Regions from separate parts of the Mus musculus genome. Here regions 2, 3, 4, 5, 6 and 7 are each linked to region 1. Evidence: chromatin loops called from intact Hi-C (ENCODE). Cell type or tissue: heart. All regions are shown on one strand.

Region 1 (4,000 bases):
TGGCAGGGCCCAGATCTATGTGTTCAGGGCAGGGATCTCCTGGGGCCCACTCAGGTGGGCCTGTGGGGCTTGGCAGGGAATACCATATACAGAGGGCAGAAAATGTGCAGCTAGGACCCAACCTGCCAGGGTGCCTCACTTCCACAAGAACAAGGCCACTTTAATAAGAGGAATGCAAGGAATCTAGGAAGGTCACCACCCAGTAGGAAAAAGTGGAAAACTGAGGCCCCTGAATGGGGGATGGGTAGCCCCAGTCCCTGCCTTCCAAGGCACTAGGCCTCCCTTAGGCAGGAAGCCTGGGGCCTGGGCCTGCACTGATAAGGTACAGCCTACACTGTCACCTGTCACTAGAGTATGGGGATGTCCTTAAAGATAGTCTGTGAGGCAGGGAGGACAGGAGGAATGGGGGAAAGAGTACTGTCTCTTAGCTACCTTCTCTTCCCCCTTCCTTCTCAGCCTCAGGAGGACAGGCTATTGGGCTATGGACATTCCTTCTTTTGAGCCAGAGATATGTGCCTTTTGGGACCTCCCCGAAGGTCAGTTCTAGCTCTGTGACTCCCAAAGTAGATAGATTTCAGATCCAACCTCTATGCCCAGTCCCCAGGCTAGATTCCATACCCTCTGTCTTTCTCTTCCCACAGCCTTCTATGTGGGGATCAGCCTAGCGGGGCTCCTGAGCCTGGGAGCTGCTCTGAGCACCATAGCCACTGTGAGGGAGGCCCATGGCCTCATGGCTGCGGTAAGTTCCATGTGCTGCCAGACGACCCCGGCTCCCAGACCTCAGACGGGGACAAGAGCTGGAGAGGAATAAGACCAGGGAGCTGCCTGACCCCAGCAGAAGTATCCAGAAAGAAGCAAAGGTCAGGGGATATAGACCAGTGAGTCCCTCCACTTACACAGTCAGGACCTTCCACTTGCTCAATCAGGACCCTCCTACCTGGACCAGTCAAAAAAAAAAAAAAAAAAAAAACCTCTACCTGGGTGCTGCAGGGCCCCTGAAAGAGAGAATTGGCCCTCTCTGCCCTGGGGTTATCTCTAAAAACCCCAGAAGGGCTTGGTTCTGATACCTAGCCAGGTCTGGAGACAGGACTGGGTGAATTCCACTTCTCATTAGAAGACCAAAAGTGACCAGGCAGTCCCTAAAGCTGTTTCTGCAACCTGGGCTTCCTTGTCAGAGATCCACTGTCCTTGCCTAGCCATTGAAGAGACGTTTCACAACCCCAAAGAAGAAAGCTCTTGTTGCTGCCGTATCCAGTTCTCCATATGGGTGCCTCAGTGTGCCCCCACAACCCTCAATGGCTAATCCAGATTCTCCCTCCCAGGGCCCTCCCCATGGCCACCCTGTTCCTGTTTCACCCAGGCTTTCCCAGTCATCTGAATGTGGGCCGTTCCTTCCTGAGACCTTGCTCTCTTACCTACCCTCCCATTCCAGGCATTTCCTGTCCCCCTCCGCCGTCCATCCCAGCGCCCCTGTTTGCAGACCTCCCAAACTCTACCTGTGAGAGACTGGGGGGATCCAGGAGCCCTCAGGAACCTGAGCTTTGCTTCCTGGGTAGACCCAATCTACCCTTTGCAACCTTGTCTTCGTGCTCAGTACATTTGCTGATGACCCGTGGTCTCCAGAACCAGGGGCAGAGTCACATCCTAGAGCCGCTGCAGGGACCAGCCAGTCCTGGGTGGGCCCGGGTGACGGAGTAAGTAGAACCTGGCAGCTCAGACCTCACCAGGCAGGGCAGGGACAAGGCTGGCCATGAATAAGCACTAAACAAAAACAACCGAGATTTAGAGCCCAGATGGAGGCCCTAGTGAAAAGGGCACTGTGGGCTGGTTGGCTGTGATCCCAGAGAATTTGTGCCTTGCTAGAGGGAAGCATGTAGGACAGACAAAATGGAGGCAGGGGCACGCAGAAGGCAGCATGTGAGGCCTGCGCCCAAGTATAACATCGGCCACCAGGGGGCACCAAGGTCAGCGAGAAGACCGTAAAGCTGAAGGCAGTAAACAGGTGGGCCAAGAGGCCCAGCTCCTGCGCAGCTTAGCCCATCTCAGCATTCCCAAGCTCCTCCCATGTCCCGCTTGGCACTTGATTTGTGGGCAAAGGATTTCGGGAGCATTAGAACCCATCCAGGCTTTCCAAAGCTTCAATTCCACAGCTCTAACAAGACTCAGGGCCTGGTGCGGTACTGTTGTGCAGGTTAGGCTAAAAGGCACATCTAGACTCCTCCTGTACAGAGCTGTGCTCCCAAGGCTACTCCCGGCCCAGTGCTGGCTCTGCACTTTGCTAAGCCCATGATCCTCTACCTGAGCATGGATAGTATGCCCAGCTCGGTCACCACAGAGTCACTGGGAGCTCCCCTGGTGGTTACAGTCTCTTTGTGTCACTTTGTGCCTGTGCGTATGGTGGGCGCTGTCTGCATCTGTCTGTCCCATGGATCTGTGCTGCCTGTGTGTCAGAACACATACAAGTACATATAAAGGGCAAAGGGGGGAGGGAATGGAAACAACCCCAACACCTCTGTGCCCACTGCTCCCTCCCTGCTCTTTCCTGCCCCGCCTTCCACAACACAGGAAATGAAAGAGCCGGCTGGCTGCAGGAAGCCAATTCAAGCTGTTTACGAGTTTATTCATTTATTTTCATTTAGAATGAGGAGGGAGAAAATGGTCACAGTTAGGTCTGGCCAAACCTCTCTCTGCTCTATGTGGGCCTTAAGACCCTTTCTACACACACACATTCTCTCTCTCTCTCTCTCTCTCTCTCTCTCTCTCTCACACACACACACACACACACACACACACACACACACGGGGGGGGGGGGGCTGGTGGGGAGAGGGGGAGACTCCCTCTTGAGTGATGAAGTGGTTTCTGGAGAGGGCTGGACTGGGCTGGCTCACAGCCTCAGCCGGGAGGCAGAGTTGAGGAATGGCTTCCAGATGGGGAAAACAGCCCTCAACTGCCAGCAAGAGGAAAGATGAGGGAGGAAGAAAAGGAGGGAAGAAAAGGTAGAGGAGAGAAGGAGAAGGGCGGAAGAGGAGGAGGGGAAAGAGGAGGAGGGGGGGAGAGGAGGAGGGAAAGAGGAGGAGGGGGGAGAGGAGGAGGAAATAAAGGCAAAAGAAAAGCAGAGCAGCAGGCAACCCCAGGGCCAGCTCTAAGACAGGCTCTGGAACTGGCAGGAAGGGAATTCCCCATTCCTGCAGAGCACACACCCAGCCAAGTCTGAGGACCAGTACTGGTGACCCCAGCTCTTTCCACACACTTTGTAAACCTAAGCTAGCCCTGGCATGGACCTAGCACCCTGGCCAATGACTATAGGTCATTCTGCATACTGGTCACTTGGGGGCTACCCCTGAGTGGTGCTGGGTTGAGACAGCCAGGCCATAGCTGCCCATATTTATTGAGCGACATGACAGTGACACTTTGGAGTGGGGAGGTGGTCGAAATGGAGGGCTCGATGGTCACACAGGAAGTGGGTGGACCTATGTGCAGGGCCCTGGAACTGACTGACGATCAAGAGCGCCAGGCAGAGGCTCCAGGGTACCCAGATCCGAGGTCACTAGGTAGGACTTTGGTGGGCACTGCTGGGGAACAGGTTTCCTCAACAAGAATGACCCTCTGAAACTACCCACAAAGTGTAGGGACTTGTAGCAGTACATGGTCAGGGAAGACATCTGCATTGTCCACTGGCTTCTGTAAAGAAGTCAGAAGTCTGTACCCCAACTAAAGGAAAAAAGAAAAGGCTGAGTGTGTGAAGATGACCCTTTTTGCACTCTGGGTGAGGGTTGGGAGTTGGGTAACCACAGAGCCCCATGCAGTGGTATAGAGGAAGGGTAGGAAACTCACAAGGAGGAGGAAAGCCACGGTCTTTGGGGTGTCAAACCAATGGCTGGGGTTGTGGGCTGGGGTTGTGGGCTGGGGTTGTGGATGAGTCAGGCTATAGAGCTTAGGGTCTCCTTGGAAACGTGTTTCAGAAACAAAACAAAGAACTAGCAGAAGGTACCCTATATG
Region 2 (4,000 bases), 78 kb after region 1:
TCCACCAGTGGATGAATGTACAGACCTATGGAACATCTACACAGTAGACATCAGAACTCAGCCATAAAAAGGGAGGACTTCCGGGCACAGACTTCCAAGGGGATGGGTCTGTGGGCAGAGTGCTTCAAGAAGGAAGCTGGGTACAAATAACATGGACTGTAATTCCATTTATGTAAACTGGCCCTAAAGCCCACATTCTTAGACAGAAAACAGGGGACTATTACCTGAGGACAAGGTGAAGTTATTGCTAAGGCAATTGGATGTGTGTGGGGTGGGGTGGGGGTGGGGTTAATAGAAAATTTCCAGAACTGGGGATGGTTACAATGCCCTGAGGCTAGATTATAAGCTACTGAACTGAACACTTCATGAATTTGTAAGTCATCTCTCCTACCTGGGAAGGGCTGACAGGTATCCCCTGTGAACACTGCTAAGTCTGCAGCCTCTGAGGGCAGGTCTACTTGGCTCACCTTTCACAAGTGCCTTGAGGATGACAGTGTCCAGGTCCTCCGAACCCTCCTGCTCGAAGTCATATACTGTGAGCAGGTGGGGGTGTGCAGCAATGTTCTGTAACTAAGACCAGGAAGAAGCCTTGAGATCTGAATATGTCCTGGAAGAGTCCTCAGATGGACCACTTTGCCCCTGCTGACCCACAAACCTAGCTCAGAACTGCCTACCAGGCTAGTTGTCTGGTCTCTCTGCTACACAAGGACCTGGATAATTCTGAGGTATATAGGAAGAGAGGTCATAGGCTAGGCCCACAGGACTTTCAGAAAGAGCATCCCCACCCAGGGGAGGCTGGGAGGACAGAGGCAGCCCCAGCAGCACATACCAGCTCTGTCCAGTGTACAATGGCTTCCCAAGAGAAACACTCGCTGGGGAATTTCTCTCTGAACTGCTTCTCAGCCACCTGGGGCACCAGGAGATGAGGCTGGCTCACCAGGGCAGCGAGTACATCAGCAATGCCACCAGAACCTGCCAGGATCAGCCATGGGGCAGCCTGCTCCACTGCCCTGGAAATCCTCTGGGGGAGGCAAAGAAGGTGACACCCAGATGAATGCTTAGGAGGTGCCTTAGCCCTCCACACCACCCTGTAGATGCCCTGAGAAACTACCATATCCTTCAGGGCTCCAGCCAGGGGAGGGGGAGTTCTTTTCTTTCTGCCCTTACCTCTAGGGTGTTGGGGTCACCATTGACCAACAGGCAAAGGACAGGTATCTGGATGCAGCTGGTGCCTGTGGGCAGAGCAGCCATGAGGCCATTTGATGCTCAGAATGTGAGAACTCAGGACCATCTCCAACTCCAACTTCAGGCATCCTTGGGTGCCATGTTTCTGCACGCCCTGGCCTGGCCTGGCAAAAGCTTTTTTTTCCCCTAATCTAGTCTTTAAAAACAAATTTTATTTATTTATTTATTTATTTAATGTATATGAGTACACTGTAGCTGTCTTCAGACACACCAGAAGAGGGCATCAGATCCTGTTACAGATGGTTGTGAGCCACCATGTGGTTGCTGGGAATTGAACTCAGGACCTCTAGAAGAGCAGTCAGTGCTCTTAACCGCTGAGCCATCTCCCCTGCCCCAAGTCTAGTCTTAATTTTGAAATATAGTTTAGGGTGATCCCCTGCTTGCATCTCTAGAGTGCTAGAGTTACAGGCATGTGCCACAGAGCCTGGTTTATTCTGTGCTGGGGATTAATCCCAGAGCATTGTGCACAAAAGGCAAGCACTCTACTAACTGAGCTACATCCCCAGCCCACAGTGGCTTTTCCCCCCCAAGGGTGAACCCAAACCCAAATAGTGTATCAAATCCCTGAGCTGTGGGCCCACACCTTACATCTGCACTGTCCAGAGCTGGCATTAAACACAAAGTAACTTAAGAGAAAAGAAGCCTAGTTGTACCTGCCACAGCCCAAAAGCAGATACACTGTGGCTAGGTAGTCACTCTATAAGCATAGGACAGAGTTGCTCTGCATTGTAAGAGACACACCAGGCCAACAAACGGTCAAAAGCTGGTGGGATCAGACCCAATCTGCAGTGGTTCTATTGAGACCTTTGTGGTATCAAACACAGATCTGTTTCCACTGTTAAAGTGCACTGGCTTTACCAAAAATTTCTAAGCAATGACATTGTAGCTTATAAATATTTTTTTGTCCCTTAATATTGTCCTAGTATCTCTCTTTCACACCCACCATTAGCCACAGATATACCCATTCCCTCAGGCAATTCTGCTCCCTGGTGGCAGTAAAGGGGACTGCACCTCTGGGAAGACTATTGGCTATCAGAGTCTGCAGCCAGAGCAGCACCATTTAAAACAGTGGCAACTGCCCTGTCGTCTGCCCAGGAGGTAGCTGCTGCCTAGCCAAGGTCACACTGCCCAGCTGTGTCACTCTTCCATCCCACACCAACAGCTCTTCTTCCCTGGCCTTGTACACTCAGGCATGCAGGACCCTCCCCCACTTCCTGGAAGGCCTTTTCCCGCTCTCTCTATAAAGTTCTTACTGGTGTGTGCCACATCTCCATGTCTACATCCCCAAGATGCTGTAGATGGGCAGCTAGAGCAAGCCTTACCCCCATAACCTGTCCTCTGCTGAGAGATGTGCTTCTCCAGGCTCAGCTGCAGCTCTGTCAGCCCGTCGTTCCCACTCCCAAGGGCGCCTGACTCCACAAGGATGAAGTGGGAGAGATTGCTGTCCAGGGGGCAGAGGGGTCCCTGAATGTTGCCCTCATCTGCTGGGTAGTGGATGGGAGTATCCTCCTGTGCCAAGGAGAGAGGGGGAGGCAGAGACCTCAGGAGCAGCTTGGGCTGGGCCTTGCTGTGCTGTGCACGCCATGCTGGGGCCCTGGGAGAGGCTTCAGCAAGGCCTCAGAGTTCCCACCCCTCAGGCAGAGGGAGGCTGGACCGCTGGGCCAGGGGGCCTCCCTGGAATGAGTGAACCATGGAAACAGCTGGGGCCAGGGCTTTGCAAGCTCCACCTTCCAGACTCTTCTGGGCTGGGGTCCAGACTTCACCTCAGTGGGGCCTCCTGGGCTTCTCATTGGTTCTGCCTTACACAGACCACAGGGTGGGGGGGGTGTGTATGAATACCAGAGAGCCAAAGCCACCTGGCCAGGGCTTTCTGGGACTTGAGGACAGCCGTCCAGCCAGGCTGGGCCTAGAGCGTTATAGGTCTGGCTTTCCATAGGGAGTACAGCAGGTTGCCACTCTTATTCCTGAGAGATGCTGCCACCTGGTGGGAAGTTTTGGGCCCATGGAACCCACATCTTCCCACTGCAGCCCATCCTCCCACCTCTCACCTCTCAATAGTTTCAGGGCCTCTCGGAGTGGCACAATTCTTCGGCCTGCCTATGGCTTCCTCTACCCACCCAAGCTCACTAAACCCTATCAGCTGTGGTCCTGTGAACCTGTCACTAACCTTTTGGTGGACACCATCTAGAAGTTGACGGTGAAGGATTCGATCCAGAGAGGCCATTCCGATGGCCACTACACGGATCTTGGTGGATGTGCTAGCCAGAGAGTGATCACGTACAGCTTGTCCAACATGGCGGGCCAGGCCCACGTGGAGGGCACTGGTCAGGATCCAGGCACCTATGGGAGGGGGAGAGAAGGGTCCTGGAGTCCTCACAGCTGGCTGACCAGGGAATCAAGTAGTGGAAAATACTTTTTTTTTCTTTCCTCCAGACAGGTTTCTACAATGCAGGCTATTCGTCAACTTAAGTCATTCCATGTGTTCCGTGAACTGGAAATACAGTATGTACCACCGTGCCCAGCTACAGGGAACACTTTCAGACTGACGGGAATAGTAAGGCTCAGGGGGGATATATGTGTGGCAGACAGTGACCTTTTCCAAGATTTATCCTAGATGCTGTCCTGCAGCTTGTTCTGGGCAAGGATCTAAATGACAAAGGTCTCATCTGCATCCAACTGTAAACTATTCCTTTATTATAACCACTTCTGCAATGAGAGAGACTCAGAACTTCTGACCCCCTTGTGGGTGTATGTT
Region 3 (4,000 bases), 460 kb after region 1:
AGGCGCAGACCCTTCCAGGTGACCCCCTCCCACTGTGCTGCAAAGAAAACTGTACATTTCCTTTGATCCCAGGGGTGGGGGTTGGGGTGGCGCTAAGGGAGACTCAGACCACAACAAAAGCACTTGCACCAATAGTCACGTGGGGTCCCCTAATCCGCAGCCTAATTACCAGCTCTGACAACACAGCCCCTCCCCCAACAAGTCAGCAGTGCAATTCCTTCAGTCTCTGCACACACATGCAGACACTTGGTGCTGTATCCCCTACTGGACACTGATCCATGGCCTGTAGAATTTCACCCTTTCTGTCCCAAGTGTTCCCAAGCTATGGTCTCTATGGGCCAATAATTGCATTTAATCTTTGAGAGAATCGAGGAGGCAGAGAGCAGGGTTCACCCCCACATCCTAGATGGGAAAACTGAGGCTAGAGAGGACAAGAGCTTTATCTAAACTTGATCATAGCAGTCCCTATGCTGAGCCCCAACTTGCTCTGCCACCTCCTTGTGTTACCCCAGACTTTTATTTTGAGTGGGATTTTGTTTAGACAGGATCTCCTGTAAAGCTGAGGCTGGTCTCCAACTTACAACTCTATCTTAGCTTCCAGAGTGCTAAAATTGGAGTCAACAACACGCCCAGTTCCCAGCAGGCCGATGCTGAGTCTTAGCTGCTCCTGGATGTCAACCTTAGTGCCCAGGGCACTGAAGAGGACATGGAGGGTTTTGAGCTTGTGCCCGATTGTCTCAAGCCAATGTTCTTCCCTGCATGTTAAAGCAGGGCACGGAGGAGGAGCACCTGCTTTGGAGTAAGCATGCCTAGAAGGGGAGCCCTGCGGTGGGGGGGGGGGGGGTCCAAGCAGGTGGGCAGGGAGAGAAGGAGCCCCAGGAAAGGCCCAGCAAGACTGGAGACAGAAGGGATTTCAAGGTGTTACTCTGTGCCACACTGATAAGACTAAAGGGATCTGCAGGCAGCTGGACAAAGGATAGACCCACTCAGAGGTGCCATATATGACTGTGACAAGCAGAATCCAGGGTAGAACCCATGACTAGGCTATGATAGGCTGCCCTGGTTTGAAATGTTTGTTCCAGAACCAGGGGGAAAAGGAAGACTTCTGTCCTCGGCGATCATTCCCTAGATTGAAGAGTTGTATCTGAGGACCTAGACCAGGGGCAGCAGGGGTCTCAGAAACCCACCCAGCTAACCAAGTGTGATGTACACCTTTAATCCCAGTGCTTCAGAGGCATCAAGCAGGTCTCTGTGAGTTCAAGGCCAGCCTGGTCTACACAGTGAGTTCCAGGCCAGCCAGAACCTCACAGTGGGACCCAGTTTCAAAAGAGAGAGGAAGAGGGTGGAAAGGGAATGAAACCCTGGAAACTACTCTTCATACCAATAATCTCAGCACTCAGGAGGCAGAGACAGGAGGATTGCCTTGACTAGGCTACAGAGTGAGTCCCTGACTCAAAATAAAATAAAATACCAGGGCTGGAGAGATGGCTCAGTGGTTAAGAGCACACACTGCTCTTGCAGAGGTCCTGAGTTTGGTTCCCACATCATGCAGCTCATACCTGTCTAGAACCCAACAGCCAATGACCCTGGCCTCTAGAGGCACTCTCACACATACATGCACACACAAACATACACACACTCACACACACGCACCCCTGACTTAAAATAATAAAATAGATATTTTTTAAATACAAACAAAAAATAAACCCTGTCCCTCTTCACTGGGGTGCAAGGGCAGATCTCTGCCCTCTTGACTCTCCCAAAGATTAAATGAAATTATTGCCACATGGAGACCAAAGCTTGGGAACACTTGGGACGGAGAGGGTGAGAATCCAGATGCAGCGATCAGCATCCAAAAGGGGATTCAGCACTGAGTACCAGAGCTCCCCGACACTGCTCTCTGGTCTGATTAGGAGCCCAACTGAGATACCACAGTGGTCTGTGTCGCTTCCAGAGATAAGAGACAGGAGGGCCCTCCATCCCAGTAAAGCCAAGTGTCACCAAGACAATTATGAGCTTTGCCAGCTCCTACCCTGATGTCTGGTCATCTGGTCTGGCTTGGAAAAATGGGACCAGGCTCTGCAGACTGCACTATCACTCTGCTGCTCAGTAGACACTTTTATAGACTTCTGGGGAAGCCAGAGTCAGTCTCCATTATCAGTGTCAGCCGGACCATATAAACTCCCCAGGATTAGGCCTACAGTGGGGCTTAGTGGGTGATGGGAACCCATACGCCTAGTCTGGATCCCATGCTTTGATTCCTCAAGTCAGTCCCCAGGCTGTTTCCTGGCGCCAACGCCAATCCTTGCAGCCTGAGAAGCTGCAGCTTCCTGAGAGCAGGAGACAGAGAGCTGTAGACCTGGGCGCCGCCTGCTGGCCAAGGTCTGAAGCTTCACCCTCTTTGGCAGAGAAGGAACCTGGAACAAGCCTGAGCTGTTACAACGACCCCGATTCCTGCCCCCTTCTCTGTGCCCACTCCCAACCAAAACCCTGTTATTCCCAAAGACACAGAGGTGATTCCAGACTTCTCAAATGAATTGTGCATCTTAGCATCCTGGAAAACATTACTTCCATTGGAAATGGGGACTGTGGCAGCCTGACAGATTTCAGAAGGGAACGATAACTAGCAACTGAGCTAGAGATGGTTCCTGTGATATTTTGACTACAAGAATGAATTTGCTTTCTGTCCTTGTCTTCAGAGCCTGCCTGAGGCTAGGTTCAAAAATAATGGGCTAATTCTATTGACAGAGGAGACCTCAAGATGGCCTAATATTGATGCTATTGTTTATTAGTAATTACTGTCATGCAGATCTAAATGAAAAAATAACAAGCGGACAGAAAGAAATGTGAAAGGTGGTTTGGAAAGGGAAGGACACTGGCCAGATTGACACTACAGGCAAGGTGGGTGCTGAAAGAAGGGCTGAGGTTCTCAAAGACTGCAGATGAACACCATCAGGAGAGGCCTCATATACACTGGAATAAAGCTAAGCTTCCAATCTGAAAAAGAGAAGCATAAGGCATTTTCTGTTCCCGGAAAACAAGTGTAAGCAAAGCTGCTGCCAACACATTGCACAGGATCAGGGACCTACCACAGGCTGGTAGCCGAGCTTTGAGGTACTGGCCATGTGGCTCTGGCTTTAAAGTCACAGAAAAGGAGGAATCATGAAATCTTTCTCCACGGTTTCAGTGAGCCACCAACCCCAGGCAATGTATGACAGGAAAGGCCCTGCCTGGCAGCACTGAGAAGCCAAGAGGCCCCGAAAGGCCAGAGCCGTAGTATATCTGTCAGGGAGAGCTGCATGCAGGAAGTGGAACCAACCCAAGAGAAAAAAGTAGATTGCAAGAAGCAAAGTCTAGAGAAGTGGACATGACACACTGGAGTCCTAGGTTTTAGAGTTGGCTTTGGTGGGTTTCAATCTTACTTGATCCAAGACTCACACGATTTCCTCACTGTGTCCCCATACAGCCCTTTGGAATGGTAATATATATTCTGTGTTATTGTATGTTGGAAGTATGTCATTTGCTTTTTTTTTTTTTCATTTTGCAAGGCGTTACAGTTAAGACATTGCCTTGAGTCTCAGAAGACACTTTGGACTCCTGAACACTGTTGAGACTGAGAGACTGTGGGGGCCTTTGAAGCTGGACTGGATGAAGTTTGCATTAGGATATGGCCACAAAGCCTGTGGAGGTCAAAGAGTGGTGATTTAAATGAGATGTACGCCTATAGGCTTGGGCATTCGAGTAGTTGGTTCCCATTTGGTAATACTGTTTCAGGAAAGCTTAGGAGACGTGGCCTTCCTGGAGAAGTGTGTCACAGGGGGAGAGCTGGAGAGAACTCACATAATTTCAGGTTCATGCTCTCGGCTTCCTACTCACAGTTCAGACCATGCACTCTCAGCTTCCAGCCCCAGCTCCCATGCCTCAGCTCTGCGGCGGACAGTTATCCCCCTGGAAACATAAACCCAAATAGCCTCTTTTTTTCCCCTAAGTTGTCTTGTTC
Region 4 (4,000 bases), 460 kb after region 1:
GAACCCTATTTACAGGGTTAGGTAAGTTGGGCCAACCCGGGAGTCAAGTCAAACCCTGAAGCCAGGGGCCAGACTGTCCTGGAACAGGTGAGAGACGGGGTTTGGAAGCTGCTCTGGTGGAGAGACCAGAGCCTGTGACCTGTAAGGATTTCTTTTTCTCGGTACACCATATTACAAATCTCTCAGGGCATTGGTATGTCACAGTAATTTTCTTGAGTAAAATAAAACTAATGAGGGCTTTCAAGGGGCCTCATGAACCCCTCATTCACTAAAAGCTAAAATCCACTAGCCCAGGGCAGGAAGGAGGCAGGGCTTTGTTCTGTCCCTGTGTCAAAGCCACATGGGCCTCTTCAGAGACCCTGGTCACAGGACCACACTCCACACTTATTTGTGACCACCTGGCCTCCAGGGTCTCCCCAACAGTCCAAATATCCAGGCTGCAGCTGTCGAGGCTAGAGAAGGTCCACCCTGCCCACAACCTAGGCCAAAGCTGCTGAGAGGACTGACTGAACGTGCTCCCTGGGGTGTGGAGCTACTGGGCCCTATTTGTTGGGAGAAGCAGTCTAGACAGCCAGATAGATCATCTGTGCTGCAGGCTGCCTCACTGGGCATCCCTACCCCAGGATGCTTGCATCACTTGCTTTCTCCTTTCATATTCCCGTTTCATCTGCTTGTTTGTCCGTCTCCACACAGGTTAAAGTGAGCCCTCCACAAGTCTGTAACGGTGAAGTTCCATCAATGCTAGCTAGCATCAACAGACCTGGTAAGCACACTGCTTCCAGAAGCAGGGTTAAGTTCCCCATCTAGCCCTCCAACCCAAGGGACCTGTAGGTAAGTAAACATTTGTCTGGCTACAAGAATCGTCTTCTATTTTTGACATTAAAAATACATCCAAAGGAAACAAGAACATTTTTTTTAACTGTGTTGCTGCGGAGAGTTGGGGGATGGAGCGCTGGTCTGGTGCCCTGGCTCATCAGACGCAAGTTTCCTGACTTCTTTCTTGTGTGGTGTGAAGGGGTATAAGCCGTGGGACCTCGACCTTGGACCTGGTTAGCAAATGAGTCTCTCCCGAAATCTTCCCCCATACCCTTGGGCAGAATGGGTACTTCACCTCTTGCCTCTCCCAGAGCTCCCAGAAAGACCACACATCCAAAGACCATTTCTGCCACCAATTGTTGGCGATATTTCTGTGTGCACCCAATTACATTACAGCCATAGGAGCTCTTTTTCTATGTGCCCACCTGACTGGCCGAATGAGGAACAGAATGAGGGCTGTGGCAAGACTCGGGCACAGCCACGCTGCCAGTGATTGGACTACGAGATAAAATTTGAAAGCTGGAGGTGACTCAGTGGTATGGCACTTGAGATACTTCTCAAGTATGAACGCTGGCTCTGGGTTCCATCCCCAGGGCCGAAAACAAACGAATGAATGAATAGATAGATAGATAAATAAATTTTGTGTCCTAAATCGCTAAAATCCACGGCGCAGTTACTGACTGAAGCTAAAACACAACAGTAGGCAGGCGGACACTTCAGCAGTCTGTTGCGAGGAGGAAACGGGCTGCCTATATTAAAACCTTGCTGTGGCTCCTAGGCGATTAAGGCCAGCTTAACCTACACCCTCCAGCTCTTCGAACCAACTCCGAGATTTGATTAGTGAATCGTAACACAGGAAGCCTATTGGCCCCAGCCCTCCTGCCTTTTCATTCTTAGAGGAGCCTGGAGCAGCTAAGTCAGTTTAGTTTCCCAGAACGTCCCCGGATCGCACTCACAACAACCCGCATAGCTGGTCAGCTACGGGGACTCCAAGCACCCCCAAGGAAGCCGGGTGTTCAGGGTCTTCCAGCCCCTGGCCAGAACAGAGTCCGAGTCTAGGAGGCCTGTCCTTGGCTTCATGCTGCCCCCTGGTGGCCGACTTGAACATCACCAGTTTCTTGGCTGCCTCATGCCTCCCTTTCTTGCCTGCGTGGATGGCTCTCCTGGTCATCCCCACCCCTGACCCAGAGCCCCAGGTTCTGGGGCCTTCCCGGAGTAACCAAGTGTAGAGTTGAGACTTGTCTCCCCTCTGGCTCTTAAAGCTGCCTTCTCAGATTCTAAGACCCTGAGCTGTCATATCAGATAAATTAAGGCCTTGAAGAATTTTCCATGAAACCCTGAGCCACATGTCACCCATCCATCAAGGAAGGTGGAGAATGCAGTCCCAGGGTCAGGACTAGAGGGAGAAGGCCGAAGGGCTGGGTGACACACTTTCTTGCCTCTGGAGACTCCTGGAGGGTCATGGACAGAGAACAGTCCTCCCACAGCCCTTCTGGGGTCTCTTCATATGGGTGACAGGGGTCCAGCTGCCTTCCTGATAATGATGCACCTTCAAGAAATCCAAAAGTGTCTCCATCTTGTGCCTACTGTGGGCTCTGACCAGCATCTGATTTGATCCTGCTTTAATCTAACACCCTGGAGAGAGAGAACAGGGCAAAGACAAAGGCTCAGAGAGATTCAGCACCCTGCCTGAGATCACTCAGCAGTCAGAGTCACTGGTCTCTTAACTAACACTTGGACCAAGCCCTGGATGGAGTTTGACTCTGTTTGCGATGGCGGGAGCCCCTGGAATGTCCCCCCCCCCGTAGTCCCCCAAGTCTCCAACTCCTGCCCTGTTGGTTGGACTGGAGGCTCCGAGGGGTGTGTGCGGTTACAGAAGAACCCCGCCGCCCCAGCAGTAAGCAGCTCCCTGCGCGCACTTGGCGGGGCCCCAGGCGGGCGCAGGGCGAACGCCCTCCCGCACCAGTTCCCGCGCTCGGCTCGCCCCGCCCCCAGGACGGGCTGTTCTTGGGGCCGCTGCCAGACACGTCCTCCGCAGGTGCCGGCCTCTCTCCGGTGACGCGGCCACATGCGGCCCAGGCTCCGATTACAGGGCCTGCCTTGTACTCGGGGTCCGGGCTGGGGGTCCTCACTCCCCAGGAATGGGTGGGAGGGGCAGGGCAGGCCCTGCAGAGGGAGACTACGAACAAGGAACAGCCGCAGGCAGGAGCCGCCCCCAGACACGTGCGGCGGCCGCCTCGCCGCCGCCGCCGCGGTTTGGAGGCGGGGAGCCCGCGCCCAGTTGCATGACTTGACTGAGCCCAGGACCCAGTGTTCTAGAAGTCCAAGACCACTGGGCATCCCCGGATCCTGATGGCCGTCTCGGGCATGAGGGAGTCTAAAGGGCTGGTGCGAACCGAATTCAAACACTGGGCCAGCCCCAAGCTCCCAGCCTTCTTCCCTCTTTCCACAGACCGTGTTCAACGCCTGCTCCCCGGGTCCAGCGGCCCACTTCGCCAAGGAAATAAAAACGTAGATCTTTGTACTCCTGCATTCTCTTCCCCCATTCCCCTTTCTTGTTGGTGCTAGCAGGACACACAATCAGAACCTCCTGCCCACGAGGTGCACTCACAGGATCTCTAGGTCCCTCCAAGCCACCTACCTTTGGCCTAGCTTCCAATAGCTACAGTGTCAGGGGAGCCCAGGACCTGCTGAAGAGACTAGAGGATAGTAAGAGCTCACAGAAAGGAGGGTCTTCACCCTGCACGCACACGCGCACACACACACACACACACAGAGAGAGAGAGAGAGAGAGAGAGAGAGAGAGAGAGAGAGAGAGAGAAGAGAGAGAAGAGAGCGCCTCAGGAGTAAAGGGAGTTGCCAAAACTTTATTTTGAGACAGGCTTCTAGTGGACGGACCAGGCTGGCTTCAAACTCAATATGTCGCCAAGGATGGCCTCTTAGTTCTGATCCCTCTGCCTCCATCTCCTATTTGCTGGGTTTCAGATACACATCACCTGCCTGGTTTATGTAGTGCTGGGGACGACGTGTAAGCTAGGCAAGCACTGTAACAACTGAGCTGTGTCCCTAGACCACGAGACTTCTAGAATGGCAGTTGAACCCCTTAGTCCTGAAACATCCCTGCGAAGGAAGCAAGGCCAGAGAGGTGGAGTGACTGCTCAGGATCCCGCCATAAATGGAGTTT
Region 5 (4,000 bases), 61 kb after region 1:
GGCATCCGGAACAGCTCCGTGTACTGAGGCCCTTTGCATTGCACCAGAGGATCCCTGGAGTGACCAGAGGCCACCTTGGGGGACATGGCCTGTGTATATAATATTTCTGTATCACTCTGCTACACTTAGTCTTTTTACTTTTGAGTTTTTTGTTTTGTTTTGTTTTGTTTTTGTTTTAGTTTTTTTTTTTGTCCTGAACTTTTCCTGTTACCTTTTGGGAGCTGACATCACACATGGGTGGCATATGTGGGATGTAGGGGTGGAGCTGGCCCTGGCTTGCAGGGCCCTGTACGTCTGGGACCCCTGGAGAGTTCTGCCTGCTGAGCCAAACCTCCTCTACAGCTACTTGCCCAGAGGCTTTGTAGCCTAGCTAGAGGGCCATGCCCACCCACTCAACCCACTGTGGGTCACATTGCTCACATCTTTTTAATCTTTGTTCCTTTCCTGCCTCCATTTCAAGAGCTGGGTTTGTAAGCCCTCTTATGCCTTCAATGCACTTATTCTTTCTAACGTGTCACCTTCAACTGTAATTAAATCTTGAAACAGTCATTTAATAAAGGAGGAAAAAAATCAGGCATGCTAATGGGACTGCCAGACCTCTTCCTGTGCTAGCGGTGTCAGAGACCTGGCTCATCAGCTCTGAACTTTGCCAGGCACAGGGTGAGCAGGTCCAATAGAGGCTGTGGAACACAGTGGGTGGGGAGGGCTGGGACCCTGGGAGCACTCCATATGGGTCCTCCCTCATTTGTACCTCCTTATACTGGGAGCTCAATGCTGACTTTACGCCAGCCTTGACCTCATTTCCACTCATCTGTTGGACATGACAGGTCAGGCTGAGTCGGGTAGGAGGAGCCACCTAAGCAGGGAAATTCAGCACAGAATGATGGAGATAAGCTGCAAGAACACCCTCCTTTTCAGGGACAAGACAGTAAAGGTTAGCCCATTACCCCATCCATCTCAAGAAAAGATTCCACGGAGCTGGGTGGCTCTGGCTTGTGTCTCAATAAGTAAAAGGCAAGATGGCAGTTCACTTACCCCTGTGAACTGAGGATCAGGCTAAGCAACCTCCCGGACGCCAGGGGCAACCACCACTGTCTCTTTCCCTTTGTCTCCTGTCTGCGCCCCTCCCCCAGGCTGCTGGCATAGTTAATTGGCCACTAGAGGAGAGACGCCCTAGCCAAGATTCATGGCCCAGCTTCTAGCAGCCTCCCAGTAGGCTTATTTGTCGGTGAACCCCAAGCTTGTACTAGGACATTCTAGGTCTCCGCCACCTCTACCTCCCACGCCTATGCAACCTGTTCCGTGCTTGGTTGGTTTCTGGTCTGAGGAGCCCTTTATATCCTATGTTATGAGGTCCATGGGCACCAGGCCAAAGCTGTTGGAGGCCTGCTGCACAGCTTCAGAAACATAGGAAAGGAGAGGCGCATGCAGCAGCCCCATGGTGTCTCAGACTCTGATCCCTAAGGATACAAGAAAACAGCCCCACGCCTGGAGGAGGATTATGTGTGGCCTTGACTAGTAGGGGCGGCGTCCTGCAACTAAAGTGTCCGTTCCTGCGTCAGGAAGCACAGACAGGCAGAGCCCAGGATAGCGGCTTCGAATCTCTGAAGCCCCAACCAACCCACCCCAGGGACCACTACGTCTCTTCATGCCAAGAGCCAACCAGGACCTTGGCCCCGCCTCACTCCAGAAAGCCAACAAAGCACAAGACCCACACCACTTCCGCCCAGGGCCGGAAATGTCTAGGAAACTGGTTGGCGCTCACAGTGCGTGGTGACGCACTTCCTCCTTGTGTCGGACCCGGCCGGGACGGCTTCCGACAGGCGAAGCTGCAGGCCTCAACCCTTTGCGATTGGCAGTTAGCCCTGGAGTATTGTGGGAACCGTGGCTCCGCCTTTTCCTTTTTCGTCATTTCTGGGTGGGTTTCCGTGTGCGCTCCGGGTTGGCACGCTTGTTAAGGTTACAAGTCCCGGCTGACATTAGGCGGGAACCCATTGCCTTCTGGGAGTTGTAGTTTCTCGGGCGCTGAAGCCACGAAAATCTGATCGCCCGAGACTCGGTTTCCCAGGAACCCGAGCGAGACTGGACAGGACCGAATCCCGGGGAACTGGCGGGACGCTGCGAGAAAGGCGGCAGGGTATTGAGGCGTGTACGGACGCTGGAACGGTGAGCACTGGCCTCCCTAAGGCCGCGGCCAGGGCATTCCCGTGCCTGTTTCTGCCAGCCCTTCGTCCGGACCCGGGTGGCGCTTGTACCTAGAGAGGCTGCGCTTTACTGAGAGCCCGTGATGGGACAAGCAGCTGATGGAGATCTCCTGTCACCAGCATCTCCCAGTGCTCATCTATTGTATGTCCACACTGTTATGATCTCATGGTTGACTCTCTCCTTAACCCCACCTAACCTGCAGCTCCTGTATCTGTGCGCGCTAGGATACCCTTTAACCACCCAGCTTCGCGAGGCCTCCCGTCCGGCTGTGAGTAGAGGCACTTGACACATAGTGGAGGTGAAAGACGGGAGCCTGGGAGGACGGGGAGGGATGAGGCCTTAAATACACCCCTCACGGCGGAACTGGGACTGCTTCGCTACAGGTGGGACGGGTGTCAGGTCGTATGGCGGAGACAGAGGCTGGCCTGGAGGCTGATGAACCCACCGAGGATGACACCCTGCCTTCTGACACCGTCTCCCTCAGCGACTCGGACTCGGACCTTAGCTTACCTAGTGGTGTGGAGGTCCAAGTGTTGTCCCCAGAGAGGCTTTCGGAGGAGGGCCAGGAGGACTCCGGCCCTGAGGACCCTCCATCGCCCCCCACGGGCACCCTCACCACTGCAGTGCAGCCATTCCACCTCCGAGGCATGAGTTCTACCTTCTCCCAGCGCAGCCACAGCATCTTTGATTGTCTGGAGAGTGCAGCCCGGCAGGCACCGTGCTCTGCTCCCCAAACCAGTGTGAGTGACAATGGCAGCTTCAGGCGGCCCGTGACTCCCCCAAGTCAGACTCCAGCAAGGGGCCTGAGCAGAGTGCATGGGAACACTGGCCCGACTAGGGTACTCCCAGTCCCTGACTATGTGTCACACCCTGAGCGTTGGACCAAATACAGTCTGGAGGATGTGTCTGAAGCCAGTGAGCAGAGCAATCGTGATGCTGCCCTGGCCTTCCTGAGCTCTCGAAGCCAGGTGTCCCACACAGACTATGTGCCTTCTTTCAACCAGGACCCCTCTAGCTGTGGGGAGGGAAGAGTGGTCTTCACCAAACCAGTGAGGGACAGTGAGGCTAGGGCTGAGAGGAAGAGGGTCCTAAAGAAGGGGGTTGGGTCAGGTGCGGGGGGTGAGGCCGCTGTGGAGCTAGCCCATCTCGCTGGACCTGAGGCTGAGGAATGGAGTGGCCACCAGGGACAGCCAGAGGTGGTGGTACCTTCAGAAGCTGCCCATCCTGAGTCCTCATCAGGCCCCATAGGTGTGAAGGCTGTTGGTTTCCATGGCAGCAAGAAGCGGAGCAGAGACCACTTCCGGAACAGGGACGGTAACCCTGGGGGGCCGGGGTCTGAGAGAGGACCCTCAGTTTGACTGCAGTGCTATCACTCTACCCCTCACCTGCTAGTCCAAGTGGGAAGGTGTGGGCTGTCTGTGGTAGGGGGATGTGTGCAGCCGCTCTGGCAGAGACTGTGGGAATTGTGGGTCAGGGGACCTCGAAGGCCTTTGTGCCCCAGTGTTTAGGATGAATAATAAACGTTTGGAATATTTCTTGAATTGTGTGGCTTTTTCCGGGCCCCACTCAAAGAGTTCTGTCCAAACAGTCCTGGGCAGCCAACTACAGGACTGCATCTCTGGCAGCCTCACCTTGCCTTCCCCACTCCAGTGAGGACTGCCGTGAAGGTTTGCCATGGTCATTTACATTTGTCACTGATGAAACTACCCAGAGGGACTGGGCTCTTAGCTGTGTTCAGCCTTGTGCCCCTGATGGTAGTGAATGAGCATAATCTGCACAACCCACCCCCACCCCC
Region 6 (4,000 bases), 110 kb before region 1:
GGAGATAAAACCAGTAACTTCTGTCTGGTCTAGAGTGTCCAGGAGACTGAATTGGACGAAAGAGATCAGAGAGAAGCCTCCAAATGAAGCCAGGGCATATACAAGTGCTAGGAGCTATCATTGTGGTGACACAGAGGCCAGGAACACTCCTGGAGACCTTTCCTTCCTTTATTGAGATAATAATCAGGGTAGAATACAGCATGAAGGGCAGGAGGAATGCAGGACCATCCTGGAGCGCATGCAGTAGTAAGATGTGGTTGAGAAGCAGTGGAGGAGGGGGACCAAGAGCAGCCCATCAAAGGGTCCAGCCACACACATGGGAAAGCCTCTGGGCCAGGAAAGGTTGGAGAAGGGGCTGGGAACTTTGGGAAAGGCCCCTGGCACCTGTGGGTGGTACCCTATGCATTTAGCTAATGGCACTCAGTGCTTGGGTCAGGGTGTGCAGCTCATCCTGGACCCCCTCTAAGGAGCGCCGGATGGTGTGAGGACTGTCCAGTACATCAATGGCCAGGGTGTACGGGTCAAACTTCACAGAGAATGGGCGCTGGATACGAGAGGCATAGTTCCTGTGTGTGGGGGGGGGGGGAGCCAGTATGAATCCTTCAATCACAGGAGATTGGATATGGGCATGAGAAAGCAGGCTAGAGTTAGGTAGCTCCAGATAGGATCTGCAATCTCCAAGGGCAATGGGGAAATGGCTTTTCTGAGTTTCCCAGACCCCTAAAGCCCATTCTAGACACCCAGGAGACTAAAGCCTCAGCGATTCTTGTGGGTAGGCCTCTGCAAAGCACCCCGTTTCTCAGCTGGGCTTCTTCCTTCGGGAAGCTCCCCGTGACTGTGTGCCCTAGAGAGTCCCTAAACTGGAGTGGACATGCCAGATGAGCACAGCAGGCTGGGAGAAGTGATAAGCACCAACCTACCAGTCTCCTTTCTCCTCTGCAGACCCCTGTATAACTGTGTCTCCTGCCTTTGGGCTGCCACTCCCTCTATAATCTTTGCCCTCGTGGCAGCTCTTACCTGCCACTCTGCCTCTTTTTCTCTCTTATCTGTCCCCATCCCACTCCAGCCCGTGCTGCTGAGAATGAGAGACTCAGGCTCTGCTGAGGCACAGACAGCTGGCCTGGACCTGACCTTGACTTTGCCTTGACCCTATGCTGCTGGTCTCTCTCTTCTCGGACTTTCTGATGGGAGCAGGGCACTCCATACCCTCACCCCCCAGCCCTGGTCTCCTTTGCTGAGGGGCCAGGAGCAGGGTAATCTCAAGCATGAACTCTTGTTACAAGGGGGTGTTGCTGAGTGTACTAAATGGGCTCTCAAGTGAAGACAAGGCCTGGCTTGCACTGGTGAAGCTGGGCAGGGCTGACTCCTGATGGCTCCACCCACCTGAGCTTGTCCTTGGCATCACTGAAGCTCTCTGACACGAAGTACACCGGCTGGTAGGTTTGATCTTGGTAGGGCTGCACGGCTGCTGTGTCTGGGTCAAAGGCCCGGACCTCGGGCTCCTCTGACAGGGAGTGCTAGAAAGAGGCCACAGGTATCACACCCAAGCAGCGCTCAAGGCAAATGGGTGCCATGGGTGTGGGGCTCCCCCCTCCCGCAGGGTTCTGGGCTACTGTACAGTGGGGTCTGGCCAGAGGCATACACTCTCTAGAACAGCCTGAATCTCAGACCTGAGCCAAGGACCCTTCTGATGAGAGCAGGGCCCTCCACACCCTGATCCTCCAGCCCTGATCTCCTTTGCTGGGGGCTGGGAGCAGGGTAATCTCACCAGGAGCTCTCCATAGGAAGACAGCAGCCCTGCACCGTAAGCCTTCAGCTCCCCATTCTGTTTACACAGCCCAAACTCCACAGTGAACCAGTACACCTGCCAGATAATCATAAGGATCACCTAAAATGCCTGGTGCCGCGCATAGCCCCTCTGTGTGTAGCACCCACAACAGGTAAGGCTGTTCTTGGGGACAGAAAGAAAGGTCTGAACTTCCCCCCCCCCCCCCCCCCAGGGCTCTGAAAACGAACCGTGGAGAGTTTTTCAATTTCTTCATCTGAAGCCCCCAGAGATGCAAGTCCAATGTCCTGTGGGTAGAGAAAGAGGCTAAAGTATGAAAAGACGCTGCTCTGACATTGTGCTTGAGGCAAGGGCACTGGATGCTACTTCTCCAGGGGACCCTGCAACATACACTTCACCACACGCCAAGTCAGCCAAGAGCTCAGGGCCTGCAGTTCCCAGAATTACCAGCAGGTGGCATCAAACCCCACAAAAATCCCTTTCCCCTGGGACTTGTGTTACTAGTTAGTCCCTCCCTGTTACAGAAACAGTCTCTGCTTCGGTGTTTGGCTACCTACAAGTCCCATGAATCCATGAAGACACACTGTCTAGCTGGAGGAGTACCCCAACAAGTAAAACTTTTGAATCTCTGGCTCAACCAAATAACCTCTGGTTTCTGCGTTGAGGCCCTAAACATACCTGGGAGAACTGGGCAAATGTGCGGTCAGCCAACATGGGTACGTGTCCCAGCAGCTCGTGGCAGCAGTCTCTGTGTGAGGCCACGAGAAAAGGAAGATGGAATGGGAAGGCTCTCTGTCCTTCCCCGGAGACAAGGAAACTTTAGCACCTCCACACCTCTGCCATCATTGCACACGGATATTACTGGGCAACAAGTTCAGGGTCCTCTGCCCTAGGCAGCATACTCACGGCTCGGGTGAGTGCATAGGTGAGGAGGCATGACGGATGTACTGTGTGCACTGAAACACACGGAAGGCCAGACTGGCCAGAAAATCACGGGCAGACAGTAGACCGGCCACGGGTCGCAGCTGGAAGCCAGTCCGTTCTGTAAGGGACCTCGCATCAGAAATAGCACAGGGGATGCCCCTCCCTGCCCTACTTCCTCTGCATCTCACCCTTCAAGAAGTGAGACACATCCTCCAGCTGTGGAATGCTGTCCTCTCGGTAGCCACAGTACCGTTCCAGAAGCTGGAAAGCCTCCAGGTGTTCCCGGCAGGCATGGGTAGCATAGAGGCCCTTCAGCGTGGCGTATACCTCCTTCCTGTAGGCCACAGGGGCTTAGGGAATTACTAGCTGCTGGGGTTCTTCTCCCCATGACCACCCCATGGACGCTTTGCCTGCTTCCACCATCCTCCTGAACTGTGGGCCCCCATCAATACATAGGGCATTCCTGTGGTTTGAGGGAACCCAGAGGCTGGGAAAGGGCCGATAGCGACATCTCTGAATGACCTGATTATTTTGGGCCACTGGAAGCCCCTCTTCTAACTGGCTTTAGTCTCTTCTTCTATTGTACCAAAGTTTCCAGAGATGGCCCTCACAGACAGGGATTCTGGGAACCGTCTCCCTGGCTCTTCTCAAGCCCAGCCCTCCCTGCCCAACCCAACCATCAGCAGGGTCTTACCAGGTAGCAATTTCCTCCTTTGTGTATTCCACGTGGGGAATTGGCTCACCCCTGTGGAGGGGATCAGTGGTCAATAGGGCAACCCCCCTCCCGCCATCTCGGAGAGTAGGAAAGATGGGGTGAGAGGCTTCGTTTGAAGCTGTATCAGCTGTTCAGAGGCCTTTGGAGTATGGAGTGGACTGGTTTGGGTACACTGACCCAAACCAGCTGCTTAGCCTCTCTGCCCCAGTCTCCTTAGCTGTGACTAAGAATAATGCCAAGCACAGAGCAGAGACAGACAAGCTGACATGTAAAGCTGTGTGACAGCTAACCAGTCACCTCCTCCCTCCTCTCCTCCTCTCTCTACAGTCTGGGGACTCTGCCCCACAGGCAGGCTCCTTACTGCTTGTATTGGAAGGCAATCTCTGCAATCAGCTTCCGGCGCTGGCGATACGCCTGGTCAGAGAAGCCCTGATGGCCAAGGAACACACATCAGGAGGAAGTTGGGCATTCCCTGCTCCAAAGACCAGGGTCAGTCCCTACCTGTGCCCACCCCACAGGACTCAGCTCTGGGACACAAGCTCACCGGATGGTCCAGGTCCAGGTCAGGGTCAAAC
Region 7 (4,000 bases), 130 kb after region 1:
ATCATATTCCTAGTTCCCCACGAGATCTGTGAAGGGCTGAGGATGGTTACTTGTTCAGTTTCTACCCCAATATATGTCCAGTAAACACTTAAAGTCATCAACCAAGGAGACATACCTGCAGTGGGGAGAGAGGGTCATGGAGGAAGACACACGCATCATGACTGTGAGTCATGTCCCCAAACAGGTTTGAGCAATGGTCTGGGAAGCTTCTAAATGGGGACTTGGAGGTTCCCAATGAGCAGATACCACTGTACTATAGGAAGCATGGCTTGAAGGACAGAGAAACCACCAAAGGTTTTTATTTTTATTTTGTTTGCAGCGTATGTGCGTGTACATAGGGCTGTACACATGTGTGTGCGTGGAGACCAGAGGTTGAAATCAGTGTGTTCCTCTATCACTCCACACCTTATTTTTTTGAGACAGGATGTCTTAAGAACTGAAAGCTCGTCCATTCATCTTGATCAGCGGACCAGGGGGCTCCAGGATCCCACCTGTCTATGCCTCCCCAGTTCTAGGGTTATAGGCATGCATAGCCATACCTGAATTTTTACATGGGTCCTCAGGGTTTGAACTTAGGTCCTCATCCTTGTGTAGCAAGTGCTTTATATCCTGAGCCATGGTCTTAACCTCAAAGGTTTTTATTTTAACAGCATATGTTCATTAACTTGGCTTGGAGAATGGGGTTGATGAGAGCCCAAGGTTCCTATCCCAGTTGTATGCCTTCCTCTGTTCCATGGTCAGGGTCAGAGTCTCTGCTGCCTGGCAAACACTGTCCTCTGGCCAAAACTGGTCTGCAACAGGAAGGCTGGGTCCTTGAGCCTGGGGATCAGTGGTCTGGAGAGGAGACTCAATCCTCAGCCCAAGGAAAGCCAGGTCTTGTGCAGAAGGCTATCCCAGACCAAAGGCAGCAAAATAGCAGTTCCCACTTATATACAAGGGGGTATTATGGAGAGCTCCCACATGTGGTGGACATGCTGGCATTCCTGCCTCATCTTCATGTCTGGACCCTTTCCTTTGCTTCAGCGCATGCCCCATTCTTGTTCTGTCAACTTCTGGCTCTGGGTATTCAAGAGACAGGAAGAAAAAAAAATGAGGGGGCTCCCTGAAGGAAAGGAGCTTGGTGGCCATTGGCTGAGCCCAAGGTAACAGGTGTAGGCAGGGGTGCTGGAGGGGTCTGAGGAATGTGGCATAGGGCAGGCCTTGGGGGTTCTAAAAGACAGCCACTGCAACATGCTCTCCAATGTATCCCAACACCCCGCACACATAGTGGCTGATGGTACTTCATTGGACAGCAGCCATCTGCAGTGCCCACCAAACTTCTCTGTATTTTATTAGCCTGTGAGAATCTCCTTCCTTCTGACTCTGTTATGAAAGGGTGTCCTCACCCATCACACTTGTTGCTACTCTGGTCTCTAGATGTCCAGGGCCTTGGCACATGCAGTTAATTCTACCTGGATCACCTGTCTCCAGCTCTAATGACACAGCTTCAACATTGCTGCCCCATGAGGCTTCCTGGCCCACCACTCACATGACCTCCCTTGTTGTCTCTGGCCTATCATTCGTGGTGACCTAGCCCTTCCTGAGCCACTAGTCACTGTGACCTCATCTTGTGTTTTTCCCATTGTGTTATTTGTTAGTACACCCCTTCCCCCACAGTATTCGGTGTCTATGTTGTCGGTTGTTGCATCTGTAGAGCCTGCATGGTACACACACAGTTGGTACTTTCTGGGTGGAGCCATTTAGGATGACAGCCGAGGTGTACCAAAGGCTGAGTTCCTTATGGGCCCTTGAAAAGGGGTGGAGCCAGGTCTGGCAAGTAGCTTTAGGCTAATGCCTTTCCTTCTAAAGCCGCAGCATTACCAGAAGGCACTGTGAAGTGAAAACATGATACCAATTGCCACCTGTCTCCAAAAGCTTCCCAGAGCTAGTGTAGCCTAGCCAGGTGCAGCTGTCCTCTGTGTGCAGGGCAGTGTTTAGTTAGGTCCAGGGAATTCCACAGAAGTCTGAGTACTGGGTGAGTATCATTTAGTCCACTGGCTATGGGGCCCTGTGGCCAGAGCCCCCATGTAGGATGAGGACACTCAGCCTGAAGGAACTCTGCCCATGGTAATTATTATTGTCACTGCCTCACTCCTGCCCTGGGAGAACAGTCATTCTCTCCACACCTAGTACATTCCTCACTTTGAAGGCTTGGTGGCTAGGGGTAGTGGCCCTATAGAGGGTAGGGCTGGCAAGCTTTTGGAAGTCCCCAGAGCCTCAGAGTCAGGGAGGAGGCACTGATGTGTAGCGTGGCCTCAGCCTCAGCTCAACGCCAGGAAAGAGCTCCCAAAGGATACTTGGCTTTCCCAGGGGAGGGCACAGGTCAGAGCTGAGTGTGGTAGCCGAGGAAGAGGCTCAGGAAATGAAGTGTGTCCTGGCCAGGCAGAGGCGGGGGAAGTGGGATGGCTTCCTGAGACCGCTCTGGGTCTTGCCCCACTGTGATGACAGAAAACCCAGGGTTCAGTGTCTGTCATGTGCCAGCTGGGCCAGGGTCCTTCCAGGGCCATGACACTCAGTGCTATCAGCCTTTCCATACATAGGCATGTGGGCTTCAGGGCCTTTGAAGTTTATGGTTCTGCCCCAAGGCAGTGACCCCAAGTACTGCATATATCTTGAGCCTGCTGGGGTGACAAAAGGGCCTTCAGCTACTCTTGGCCTTCCTCTAGTCCCTAGGAGTTTGTGTCTGAGGGTGTCATTTGGAGCCTAGGCATTTGGCCACTGACTTCTAGCAAGTGGCCTAGGCATGCCCATTGCTGCTCCTATTCCTCCTCCTGAGGGCTCTGCCAGGTTCCTTCTGTCTGCTTTAGTGCCACCATACCAGCTGCCATGTTCAGCCCTTGAGAGTAAGCTGAGATTAAGGGTGGGAAGGACCTTACTTCCTCAGTCCAGTGAGTTCTTGGTCCCCCAGAAGCAACCCTGCCAGGGCCCTAGTGGATGAGCTATGGCTGGGGTGGGTGGCTGGTGAGAGCAGAAGGCCTGGGATGAGGCAGCAGCCACGGGGTGGGGGTCTGGCACAGGACAGTGGCTGATAGCTAGGGAGCCCAGCAATCCCTAGTGACTAATAGATTTCACTGGGTCTGGCCTGTGAGTGGAGGGGCAGTAGAGCTGTGGGTGTGGCCTGGTTGGCTCCCTAAGGTATCGGTGGCTCTGCAGAGTGTGGCTTGGGGTTGGACTTGAAGGATAGTGGCACATGGGTAGTGTTTCTGCGATGGGTGGTCAGGGAAACTGTGTGTCTGGTACATCTCCTTTGACATGTGTGACCCTCTACATCCTGTCCCTCCCCATCCTTGCCCTTCACACACCTCTCTCTCTCTCTCTCCCTCCCTCCCCCCATCCCTGTAGCCATATATGCATGTCCCTCATCCTGTGCCTTGCTTACTGTACTCTCTTGTACTCTTCTAAGGAAGCCCCATCCATGTGCGTGGTCACACCGTAAAACTGACAAGGACACTGTCCCACATGATCCTGAGGTCCTCTGTCTTATGGTCGGTGGTGCAGACATCTGTCAAGAGATCGAGACTTGCCTGTGACCCAGAAGAACAGTCCCATTGATGGGCACTGCCTGAGGCTGTGTGTTGCTGAGGCTGCACTGAAGTGAATGTGACCATCTTGTTTTGTCATCAGAGGCTTTTCTTGGTCCAAGTCACTTGGGCAACAGCAGTAGAACTCCGGAGGGTGCCTGGCACTGAGGCAGGATCTCAGGAGGCTGAGGTTCCTGATTCAGGAAGAGACCTGTGGCTGCTCTGGGGTCTCCAGCCTGACTGGCTCTTAGTGAGAGGGAGGGGTCCTCAAGAAGAGAACCACAGAGTTGAGTGGGTTTTGGGCCATCAGATCTCCTGAGCCATGAACCATGGCTGCAGGGACCCAGGATATTCCTTCTTTGTTCCAGTATGTGACTCCAGGTCACTTCTGACCAGGGCACCAAGATCACTCACACAACATCAAGGTCAGGGTCTGTCAA

Evidence for each region. A loop is a pair of places that touch in the nucleus more often than their neighbours do. Peaks named below come from ENCODE experiments on the same cell type or tissue, not always from the same donor. Only the 100,000 strongest peaks of a DNase experiment are listed, where the experiment ranks them.
Region 2: it touches region 1 in a loop (9-fold over the local background); 22 of 42 quality-filtered maps call a loop at or near these places.
Region 3: a loop joins it to region 1, with 2.3 times the contacts of the local background. A loop is called at or near these places in 10 of 42 quality-filtered maps.
Region 4: a loop joins it to region 1, with 2.6 times the contacts of the local background. A loop is called at or near these places in 10 of 42 quality-filtered maps.
Region 5: it touches region 1 in a loop (5-fold over the local background); 28 of 42 quality-filtered maps call a loop at or near these places.
Region 6: it touches region 1 in a loop (5-fold over the local background); 9 of 42 quality-filtered maps call a loop at or near these places.
Region 7: it touches region 1 in a loop (4-fold over the local background); 12 of 42 quality-filtered maps call a loop at or near these places.

What each region holds. Positions count from the first base shown.
Region 1 is chr7:143,006,267-143,010,266 of GRCm38, forward strand. It overlaps Tspan32 (tetraspanin 32), which reads left to right. Exons shown (of 8, transcript NM_020286.3): 2 at 642-739. Among named protein-coding and RNA genes, the nearest start is that of Tspan32, 2.6 kb to the left of the region's middle. In heart, CTCF peaks have their summits at 1,947 (motif pointing right), 2,149 and 3,334; DNase peaks (open chromatin) are centred at 1,965, 2,485, 2,895, 3,295 and 1 weaker place; H3K4me3 peaks cover 2,513 bases; H3K27ac peaks cover 4,000 bases.
Region 2 is chr7:143,084,289-143,088,288 of GRCm38, forward strand. It overlaps Trpm5 (transient receptor potential cation channel, subfamily M, member 5), which reads right to left. Exons shown (of 25, transcript NM_020277.2): 4 at 3,413-3,585; 5 at 2,568-2,754; 6 at 1,168-1,232; 7 at 830-1,021; 8 at 468-570. Among named protein-coding and RNA genes, the nearest start is that of Trpm5, 8.4 kb to the right of the region's middle. In heart, CTCF peaks have their summits at 2,255 (motif pointing left) and 3,228 (motif pointing left); DNase peaks (open chromatin) are centred at 2,323 and 2,993; H3K27ac peaks cover 871 bases; H3K27me3 peaks cover 544 bases.
Region 3 is chr7:143,467,795-143,471,794 of GRCm38, forward strand. No RefSeq gene overlaps it. Among named protein-coding and RNA genes, the nearest start is that of Gm33663, 3.3 kb to the left of the region's middle. In heart, a CTCF peak has its summit at 2,370 (motif pointing left); a DNase peak (open chromatin) is centred at 2,317; H3K4me3 peaks cover 278 bases; H3K27ac peaks cover 1,136 bases.
Region 4 is chr7:143,462,181-143,466,180 of GRCm38, forward strand. It overlaps Gm33663 (a long non-coding RNA gene), which reads right to left. Exons shown (of 3, transcript XR_378640.3): 2 at 3,458-3,503; 3 at 1,155-2,451. Among named protein-coding and RNA genes, the nearest start is that of Gm33663, 2.3 kb to the right of the region's middle. In heart, a CTCF peak has its summit at 1,909 (motif pointing left); DNase peaks (open chromatin) are centred at 1,911 and 2,831; H3K4me3 peaks cover 1,600 bases; H3K27ac peaks cover 3,400 bases.
Region 5 is chr7:143,067,348-143,071,347 of GRCm38, forward strand. It overlaps Cd81 (CD81 antigen), which reads left to right. Exons shown (of 8, transcript NM_133655.2): 8 at 1-583. The coding sequence ends at 27. It overlaps Tssc4 (tumor-suppressing subchromosomal transferable fragment 4), which reads left to right and starts at 2,021. Exons shown (of 3, transcript NM_020285.2): 1 at 2,021-2,166; 2 at 2,408-2,503; 3 at 2,589-3,740. The coding sequence starts at 2,610. The coding sequence ends at 3,563. In heart, no CTCF peak of the experiment used is centred here; DNase peaks (open chromatin) are centred at 774, 1,814, 2,914 and 3,544; H3K4me3 peaks cover 2,921 bases; H3K27ac peaks cover 2,802 bases.
Region 6 is chr7:142,892,625-142,896,624 of GRCm38, forward strand. Th (tyrosine hydroxylase) reads right to left here. Exons shown (of 13, transcript NM_009377.2): 4 at 3,970-4,000; 5 at 3,787-3,854; 6 at 3,405-3,455; 7 at 2,899-3,044; 8 at 2,693-2,828; 9 at 2,465-2,534; 10 at 2,017-2,073; 11 at 1,769-1,864; 12 at 1,384-1,517; 13 at 155-566. The coding sequence ends at 407. Among named protein-coding and RNA genes, the nearest start is that of Th, 5.4 kb to the right of the region's middle. In heart, a CTCF peak has its summit at 2,227 (motif pointing right); DNase peaks (open chromatin) are centred at 2,237 and 3,017; H3K27ac peaks cover 202 bases; H3K27me3 peaks cover 2,242 bases.
Region 7 is chr7:143,134,406-143,138,405 of GRCm38, forward strand. The region is part of intron 1 of Kcnq1 (potassium voltage-gated channel, subfamily Q, member 1); the gene reads left to right. It overlaps Gm28821 (a long non-coding RNA gene), which reads right to left. Exons shown (of 3, transcript XR_003946687.1): 2 at 3,419-3,541; 3 at 589-1,058. Among named protein-coding and RNA genes, the nearest start is that of Gm28821, 4.2 kb to the right of the region's middle. In heart, no CTCF peak of the experiment used is centred here; a DNase peak (open chromatin) is centred at 2,346; H3K27ac peaks cover 991 bases.